2 separate regions of the Mus musculus genome follow, and region 2 is linked to region 1. Evidence: chromatin contacts called from ENCODE Hi-C data. All regions are on one chromosome and are shown on one strand. The core of a region is the stretch at or near the end of the contact, and the rest is flanking DNA. Distances in the headings are between cores, read along the strand shown. Region 1 overlaps Cyria (CYFIP related Rac1 interactor A). Region 2 holds the start of Dmac2l (distal membrane arm assembly complex 2 like).

What was found. A loop is a pair of places that touch in the nucleus more often than their neighbours do.
Region 2: a map of T-helper 1 cell shows a loop between it and region 1 (41-fold over the local background). The contact joins the promoter of Dmac2l here to the enhancer-like site in region 1. A Hi-C loop is called at or near these places in 2 of 37 maps with a recorded cell type or tissue (T-helper 1 cell and T-helper 17 cell).

The regions. Positions count from the first base shown.
Region 1 is chr12:12,318,947-12,323,860 of GRCm38, reverse strand. All of the region lies in intron 2 of Cyria (CYFIP related Rac1 interactor A), which reads right to left. Among named protein-coding and RNA genes, the nearest start is that of Gm34407, 32 kb to the right of the region's middle. Within about 2 kb of position 2,705, at least 1 of the 3 ENCODE cell types and tissues checked has a DNase peak (open chromatin) inside an H3K27ac peak, as active enhancers do.
Region 2 is chr12:69,723,548-69,728,698 of GRCm38, reverse strand. Dmac2l (distal membrane arm assembly complex 2 like) reads right to left here and starts at 3,754. Exons shown (of 5, transcript NM_026536.2): 1 at 3,685-3,754. L2hgdh (L-2-hydroxyglutarate dehydrogenase) reads left to right here and starts at 3,825. Exons shown (of 10, transcript NM_145443.2): 1 at 3,825-4,045. The coding sequence starts at 3,903.

The DNA of each region.
Region 1 (4,914 bases), core at 1,456-3,955:
TTGTAAGGCTGTTTGCACAACCCCGTCCTGCTCCTTGCGAATTTCCTGCCAAGGAGACATTTAGATCTCACAGAGTCCGCACAGCAGACATTGCTCATTCAATATGGCTTCGGGCAGTAAGCCCCAGAAGCCCGGTGCACGGCTCCCTCTGCTGGCCATATCTGGAACTGCAGGCCAGGGATGCTGAGACTTGAACCTGAAGGATGCTCAGGACCTCAATTTCTTTTTTGCCCTTTGCTGTAAAAGCTGGGTGGGTGTGAACTTTGGGAAATAGGAACCCTGCAACTACAACCGGTACTAGCTTCAGCACTTTTGATAGGTCATATAATCCTTCAAATATTGTTTTATAATCTGAATTCATGCCACTCATTTAGCTGCTCTGAGATCAAATACTAAATATCGAGTACCTGCCTGACACGTGGTGAGGGTGATACAAAGGGTCTTCTCTGCTTGCTTTCAATAGGATAGAAATGGCCACATCACTGATATGGAGTCAGAAGAGGCAAATACAATGCCTACTGGTAATGCCATCATGTTTTGATCAGAACAGAGACCTTAACTCCTGGTGTCTAGATTCTCTAACACTATTGCCATCTCTATTTTAGACATGGCATCATTGTGTGTTATGTGTTGGTGTGGACAGCTCTGTACATGTCCCTGGACACACTGCTTCACCAGCCGTTGGTGATGCCCCACCTTGGAGTAGTATTCGGATCCAGGAAGGCCCTGCAGGAAACAGCAGAGCAGCCTTTTTCTAGTTCGACAGTCTTAATCAATGCATTTCATTAACATTCACTTAACCTTTCCTGGTCTGCACTTCACTCTGAGTAACTGATGACTTCACTGCTGCCAAGCATTGAGTGGCCGTTGCCACAACTGGCATCTCCCTTAAGTCTGGCATCTCCCTTAAGACTGGCGTCTCCCTTAAGTCTGGCATCTCCGTCTGAATTCTGACCTGACTAATGGGGATGATTTCTCTTTACAGGGGGTATCTATGAGGACTCTAAATGAGATCTCTGATGACACCCCAGCTTGTAACTCACTGTGTCCTCGTCCCCTAAAGTCCACACACTGAGGCGATGCTTAGATTCTCCCAGGGAACCTAAACTTAACCCGTCCATAAAGAAAGGCTCCATTTCTTACCTTGGAACCAGCCCTTGAAGTCTTCCCTAGCTCAGTAGATGGCAACTGGGTGAGCTTCCAGATGCTCTGTAGAAGGCGCTGATGCTGACCTGACTTTGATGCATCTCATACCCCACACCCAAGCCAACAGATCCCACAGATCCTATACTCCGCACTCAAGCCAACAGATCCCAGAACTCTGCTTTTGAGACAGGTCATGTGTTCAATTCTTTCTCTCAATTACCAGTGTCTCACGCTGTCCTAGTCAGGGTTTCTACTCTGTGACAAAACACTATGACCAAAAAGCAAGCTGTGGAGAAAAAGAGTTTATTCGGCTTACACTTTGCCTCACGCTTCATCATCAATGGAAGGAAACCAGGACAGGAACTCAGGCAGGGCAGGAACCTTGAAGCAAGGGCTGATGCTGAGGCCATGGAAGGGAGCTGCTGATTCGCTTGCTCCACATGGCTTTCTCAGCCGGCTTTCTTACTGACCCCAGACCACCAGCCCAGGGATGACACTGCCCATGATGGACTGGACCCTCCCTTCTGGTTCACTAATTGAGAAAATTCCCTACATCTGGATCTTATGGAGGCACTCCTTCAACTGAGGTGCCTTCCTCTCTGATGACTCCAGCTTGTGACAAGTAGATACACAAAATCAGCCAGTGCACAGACCAAGCTGGAATCCACCATTCCTCGCCAGAGCATCCTGTGTTTCTTCCTGCACAGGTCTCCAAGCCCAAACACTCAGCTTCCTGTCCATCTAGCTACTATAGCCTTGTGCTTAAAATTAGCCTCAGTCACCCCTCAGCTTAAATCTCTCCAGGGACCTCCACGTCACTAAAAGTACTGTGCCTGCCAGAGTCAGCGAGAGCCTATGGCGTTTGCTCGCCAGCCAAGGTTTCACTGCTCTGCTCTCGCTACCTTGGCCTTGTCACTGTGTTCGTTCAAGGTTATCCCCCACCACTAGCTCCTTCTCATCCTCGTTAGTCCTTTTGTTTCAAATGCTTTTCTCCAGGTCTCTGTTCAGTTTGTTTTTCTGCAGCACCCAGTCTAACTATCATGTTCACTACAGTACTTTGCCACACACCACCCCCAGGACTCTTTATTTTTATATCTATCTCTTCTAACATATATATACCCACAATAGAGTATCTATCTGTCTGTCTGTATTCATATGTATATCTGTCTCTCTCTGTATGTATGTACACACACACACACACACACACACACACACACACACCTCTGTCTTTGCCTGCTCCCCCCCTCTCTGTGTGTCATATAAAAGCACGTTTCTGGTACCATATCTGGAGACACTCAAGTGTGGTCCAAACATCAGGCCTCCATCTTTACTCCATCTGTGCCCTACATTTCCACTGACAAGACCAGGATGGTACTGGGAAGTTTTGGCAGTCAGAACACATGGCTCATGTGTATTGAGTTATAGCCAAGAAAACATGAAACTGAATACATATTCTTACATAGGGATCTGGTTAACAATCCCAGTCCCATACACTGTGCGCATTCTCTGATCGACACTGTGCTGAATAATTCATGGATATTGTCAGATTGCACCCACAGGGCTAACCATGACTTACAAGTAAGAAGATGGATGTAAGTTGAGTAGCTTGTATAGTTATAGCCAGCAACTGGCAGCACCAGGATTTGAGCACAGGGTATCCCAGAAAACTCACACTTTAAGCCACTGTGTTAACCCACTCATCTGATACTCTAGAACCATTACTCAATGTTTGGAGGAACAGAAAACAGCTTAACACATGGCTTGTGGCTTCTGGCAAGGGAAGGAGAGTGACATTGCAGAAGCCACACCCAGGAAGCCATAAAACAACTTGTGCATTCAACTGTATGATACTGAGTATGATCTCTTTTTAAAAGTTATGTAAGTGGCATTGACCAAACTTCCTGCATGCCAGACTAGGATGTAGGCTTCAGAAAAGTAACAGCAGGCTCAATTGGAGAGAGAAGTTGTCCCAGGCGAAGAAAAGGAAGGGCGTGTTGTGTACATGAGGGCAATACATCACCATAAGATCTGTTCTTGTGTAGCAAAGGAGAGAGGTCGAGAGAGCTGGCTAGGGATTGGTTGTTTAGAAAACCTGCAACCTAACAAGCAGGGCAGAAATATGGATGAGGCCTTTGGTGCCGGAAAGATATCAGTGACCACACTGATGCTAAGTCAGAGTGTTAAACTGGGTCAAAAAAATCTCACTTCAGTTATCTATTGGCCAAGTTGATGTTTAAGAAGGTTAATTTTCTTGCACTGAGTCTCTATATCCCTTGATCACCTATAACCCAGTGTCTGGGGCCACAGAAACACTTCTCTGTTCCAACGGTCTAGATTTTACCCAATGAGCTTGCCCAAATTCCCAACATAATTGAAACAGCCTAAGGCCAAACCACCAGATATGCTAGTCAGAGAGGGGTCACCACTCAGGTGTAAGAAGAGAGTGGAGGAGCAGTGCAGCCGTGCAGAGGCTCAACAGGTCTATTCCCTGCAGCCTGTGCATCTTCAGTCCCTCAAAAAGGACAGTGGTGATAGAGTCACATCCTTCATGTACCATGATGTACGTAGACATGGTACAAAGAATGAACGAGGTGCAGGGAGCTTATTTCTAGGACCGAGACATACAGAAACGACACAGAATGGACAGGCCCACAGAGAAGTCGCTCTCTATCCCTTCTGTACATCCAAGTTATCACACATCATGAAAGGTTCAATATGCTAACTACAAATCATTTTTATGCATTTCCACAAAGCAGGCCCCACTACCAGGACTGCCCAGTTTAATCTAAAGGCTAAGACAATGCTTCTTTAACTCAAACACTGTCCCTCTGGGATGCTCGAAGTAATTGAGGACATGCCACATTTCCAGCCCCAGGAACTCAAATGATGTCTCCCTGTTTTATAATAATAGTAAGTTGTAACAGAAAGGCACTAAGTCAAGAGTGTTTTATAAGTATCAATGCGGTGATAGTCACAGCACTCTTAGTAGTGGCCCAGAGGCCTCTGGAGCTACTGACATAGCCCAGGGAATGGCAGCATCTACTTGGAAGAAGTTGTAATCTTTGCCATAATGTCTGTATATTATGTGTAATTGAAATTGTGACCTACTCATGTTTTAGCTCATATCTAACTCCACCCACATCTTACTTCCATTCACACTCAATACCCCTCCTCACCCTTGCCTTTTGTTTCCATGATAGACTAGCCTCCTCCTTCTCCTCTCCCTCCTCCTCCTTCTCTCTCTCTACACACACACACACACACACACACACACACACACACACACACACACTTGCACGTGTCTGGTGAGCTGTGTGAGCTCTGCCTCCTGTTCCTTACTACTCTCTAGTACGTGATAAGTCAGAAGTTTGAGCCAATGCACATCAGCCCTACACACAGAGTAGAACAAGTGAATGTTTCACAGATGACGACAAAAACATCACGGATTTCACTGACACAAGGAGAGAACTTGAGAGAATCATCCTGAGTGAGATTACCCAGTCCCCAAAGGACATGGATGGTATGTACTCACTTATAACTGGATATTAACCAGAAAATACAGGATTTCCATGCTACACTTCACAGATCCAAAACAACTAAACCAGAAGGAAGGTACAAGAGAGGATGCTTGACTCTCACTTAGAAGGGAGAATAAAATAGTCATAAGTAGCAGATGAAGGGAACTGGATGGGAGAAGGGATAGAGAAGAGAATGGAGGGGCTCAGGATCAAGTATGGGCAGGGACAGGAAAGATGCCCAGAGGTCATG
Region 2 (5,151 bases), core at 2,505-5,004, about 57 Mb before region 1:
ATTAAAGTCAAAGGGATAACTTTGAGTCCTGGGCTAGCAGGGGTCAGGTGGCAGCATTAAATCATCAAAGGTAAAATGGGTATAGTTGCCATGACCAGCAACAGAGGCACAGCAATGTTTGTCACGACTGGCCTGCCCTGTATGGAGCTCTGAGACTCACTCATCTTTCACCTTGTTTTCAGAAAACAAGAAGCCTAAGTTTTCATTTGATCTGCATAAGCGAAAACACTCTAGAGCAAATGAAAGGAACAAATCTATATTGTAGTGCAGCAGTAGGGTCTGAGTACCAGCTAATCTCCAGACTATGCAGTATACAAATACAGAACTCCTTGAGTCGAGGAAGGACGGCCCTGGCCTAAAACTGGGACTTTTAAAAGTATTGAAAATTATAAAGACTGCAGGACTCTTTCCTAAATTTACGTTATTTATTTAAGCCATCTCCTCCCAAAAGCAAGGGGATAGAAAGTTGGTATAATGGTCACCATTTGATAGAAGGGTTGAGTTTAGCATCCCATATGCTTTTGTGGTCCATATGCAGAGTAATGGTCCTTTGTTGCCTGGGTGAAGGTCCAGACTCATCTTCATAGTCAATCAGAAATGGAACAACCTGACTTATCGAAACAAAGAGTGGCTATTGCCCCAGGAAAAGGGCTTGTCTTGATTCAAAGAGGGGTAAGTGACCAACTCAGGTTGTCTACTGCCCTTCATGTTGCAACTTCCGGAAAATGATAAACATCCTCACTTCTGTCATGGGCAGTACTAAGAAGTAGGTGAGGGCCTTCCACATTTGGCTAAGCTCTCTGTGCTAGGGCTCTACTTAACAAGGGCTACCCCACCTTTCAGCAGGTCCATCCTAGCACCAGAGACACCCATGATGCACTGCTACAGCTGATACCAAGATGGTGTGACTTTTAAGGTTATATTTAGGGGGCTGGAGAGATGGCTCTACACTTAAGAGCATTGGTTACTCTTCTAGAGGATTCAGACTCAATCCCTAGCACCAACATTGCAGCTTATAAGCAAACCCCAAGGGACCCAATGCCCTATACTGGCCTCTATGGGCACCTGGCACCAACCTGGCATATAAAACATGTATGCAGGCAGAACTTCCATATACATAAAAGTTATACTATATTTTATGATGTGATATGGCATGTTGGGAACAAACAAGAAAGGGAAGGTTATGGTTTAACAGTGATGTGCTTGGCTGGAGTTGACATGAGGTCAATTGTGTTAGTTTTGGTCAAATTGACAATAGCTAGACTCATCTGGGAAGAGGGACTTTTGATTGAGAAAACTCTTACGTATGACAGGTAAAAGATTTGTGGGGCATTTTCTTGGTTGATGACTCAGTGTGGAAGGGCTAAGCTCACTGTGGGTGGTGCCATCCCTGGGCAAGTGGTCTTGAGGTACACAAGAAAACAAACTGGGGAAGCAGTAAGCAACACTCTTCCATGGCCTCTACTTCAGTTTCTGCTCGAACTTTCCTTCACAATGGACTATAAGCTGTAAGACGAAATAAATCCTTTCCTTCTGAGTTGCTTTTGGTCATGATATTTATCACATCAAAAGCAAACTAGGACACTGGGGTCTTTATTATTTCTCACAACTGCATGAGAACCCACAATTACTGTAACACACTGAATTTAAGATACAATCATCCATGCTGTTTGTTTGTGATGGAATGAATAAACAGGGAACATTGTTTCTTCCCCACCAATGAAACAAAACATGTAGTACTACTCATGAAATCAATCAATCAAGCATAATAAAAAGCTAATGCTTTGCCAAGCTCTTCTCATACACACACTATTATCTGCTCAGGGGCACTTCAGACAGAAAATTGTCTGAGGTGGAGATGATAGGTTGAACCTGAGCCACCTACTGGCTGGAACCAACATTCAAACCAGCGAGTCCTTCCTTCCAGCGACAGTCTGTCCTGTTAAGCTGGTCTAACCCTAAAGATGAAGGACTACCATCAAGCACCGAATGGGAATTACATTGGTATGGTGACAAAGAACCACAAAGTTTTACAGTTATAAGGTCTTTTAAGTGACTGCATAGCTCTCATTTTTACAGTGGAGGAAACACAAGTGCCCTCCCCTGTGAGTGGCTATCTGGAGGCATGGACATTTAAAGCTCTCTCTTAGTCTAGTGATTAAGGAAAGGTTGAGCCAGGAAGTCTGCATGGGACTGACCTAGGCACATATGTTATACTTGTGTAGCTTGGTTTTCTTTTTTTTTTTTTTTTGTTTTTTTTTTTTTTAAGATTTATTTATTTATTTATTTATTTATTATATGTAAGTACACTGTAGCTGTCTTCAGACACTCCAGAAGAGGGGAGTCAGATCTCGTTATGGATGGTTGTGAGCCACCATGTGGTTGCTGGGATTTGAACTCAGGACCTTCGGAAGAGCAGTCGGGTGCTCTTACCCACTGAGCCATCTCACCAGCCCGTAGCTTGGTTTTCAAGTGGGATAAGCAGGAGCCCGCCTTTGGGACCCTTTTCTCCTACTGGGCTGCCCTGTCTAGCTTCAAGAGGAGAGAATGTGTCTAGTCTTATGCAACGTCACATACAGTGGCTGGTTGATATCCATAGGAGGCTGCCCCTTTTCCTAAGTGGGTGGGTGGGGGTGGGGTCGATAGTGAGAAGAAGGCTACAGCGCTTTGGATGCCTGCTTTTAAAAATTTGGCAAGAATTTGAGGTTGGGCCAGGACTGGGAAGTAGGCTCAAGATGAACACAGCTGAGGACAGAGTTATTTTGTATTTTGATGGGTCTTGATAAGACTCTGAATACAACTATCATGGCACCTTTGTTTAGGCTTTGTTCCTTAACTCTGTTTATGACTTAGGACTGACCTTATTCTTTGCATGTACTTAGAATTGTATAAAAGCAGACTGACTGGAGGAAAAATAACCTTGCTTCAACCTCAGAACGGGCTAGGGTTATGTTAATAGTACTGTCTAATTGTCTTTTTCTTTTCAATTTTTTCATCCCTCCCTGGAGAACCTGTTGACTGAGCTGGCTTAGTCAGGAAGGCCTGAGAGAAGGAAGGGGAAGCTGGGGCAGAGATGTAAATTAATAAAGAAAAGTTTGGGGCTAGAGAGATGGCTCTATGGTTAAGACTGTTAACTGGTCTTACCTGAGGGCCTAGATTCCCAGCACCCACATGGCAGCTCAGAATTTCCAGTTCCAGGCGATCCTGTACTCCCCTTTCTGGTCTCACAAACTCCTGCACATACCTGTTGCAATAAGCTCGCATAGGCACATATACAAGTCAATAATAGAAACCAAAAAAACAACACTAAATGACGACAGAGACCGAGCCGTCTACTTTCATCCAGCGCCTAGCTCAGCGCCCGATATTTACAAGCTGAGTCAGTGGTTGAATGAACAACCAACCAGGAGCCCCATGAAGGGCCCAGAAACCTGCGGGCAATCAGCAGGGTAGTGACAGGGAGCGGCAGGAGGTGGCTTAGTCCCCAGCTCCCGGGCCACAGCGTCGCCAACCGACCAGGAGGCGTGGCCGAAGGAGAGGCCGCAGGAGCCAGGGGTCACCCCGACATGCCCAGCCTTCTCTGGCGGAACAGCGCCGGCGTCCAGTCAAGCCTGTGCGGGCGGAGGTCCCGGAGAGTGGAACCACCACCCGGTCCCCGCCTTCGCCCTAGCTCCTCTTACTCACGGCGTGCTGCGTCCCTGCGCCTGGCCGGCCCTTCGCCCTCGGTCTTTTCCTTCCACGGCGCTCGCTCATTGGCCAGCGGAGACCACGCCCACGTCAGGCAAACGCGCGTGTTTCATTGGCTCTCGTCTGGGGGCGGGGCTGGAGAGCGGCGCGCTTCACCCTTAGAGTCCGTTCAGGTTGCGGGTGCTGGGGTGGAGGGAGGGGAGGTGGCGCAGGCCATGTGGCCGACCCTGCGCTACGTAGGCGGTGTCTGCGGACTGGCCCGGTACTGCGTGGCTGGGGGCTTCCTCCGCGCAAGTGGACCGGCGTCCGGGGTGCCCGGGCTACTGTGCGGGGGTGGCCGCAGAAGCTCCAGCACCAGGTAAGTGAGAGGCGGCGGCCTGCACTTGCTGTTCCGCTCAGGGATCTCCAACTGAACCTGTCTGTGTCCCCCGACTCGATGTCTCTGTCCCCGGCGAGGAAGTCCTGATTCTGTGGTCCAGCCTCGAATCCCAGGAGCTGCTGACCCGCAGGGTTCGTCCACTGCGTTTGTGCGCCATAGGAAAGGCAGTGTTGAGTTGAGGTCCGGAGCTAATCTGGCTCCGAATACACAACTCCTCTCCATTTCTTAACCACTCTAAAGGGTGACTGGTGACTAGGATCCTAGTCTGGCCCCTAGGTGGTCACTTTGAAGATTAAAAGACCTAGCACACTGCCAATAAGTATGCAGCTTCTTAACTATCATCCCCTGTGTTGCTTGGAAAATCCAGAACTTGGCTTCTGTGGGTCAGTTCCTTGCACACACTAGAGTTGTCCTCACTAGAAGCAACTCAGTTGCCTACTGTGAGCTGCCTAGGAAAGCTGGCAAATACAGTGTTCGGTGTGAAAGCTTTAAGGGCGGGGTGGAGGGGTGGGGGTGGGGGAGCTTTTGATTGTTTGAGACAAGGTAGACCATGCGAATGGATTTAGTGGCAGACCGAGGTGTGGCACGACCCTGGAGAGGGGCAGTGTTTTTGTTTAAGACGCGTTTAAAGCATGTTAAACGGTACTGGTTTGTTTTCCTTTGGCTGTCCTATGACTCCGGTGTAGATCAGGCTGGCCTCTAATGCCTCAAGCTATCAACCTGCCACTCCTTTCCTAGTGCAGGAATTAAAGGCACGTGCCACCCAACCTGCGCCACCTTAACTTTTGAGACTGGATCTCTCCCAATTTCTCTCCCTCTCCCTGTCCCCCTCCCTTTTTCCCTCCCCCTCCGTGTGTGTGTGTGTGTGTGTGTGTGTGTGTGTGTGTTTCTATCTGTCACTTGCTTTTTCCACATGGGGTCTCTCTTTGTATCCTGGCTATCTTGTTGACCAGGCTGTCCTTGAACTCAGAGATCTTCAGTGTCTGCAGGGATTAAAGGTGTTTGCCTCCACTGCCTCGGGGCAGGAGAGGGATGGGGTGGGGGATAGGGTCTCTTGAGGTGATTGGTTGGTTGCTCAGTAAGCA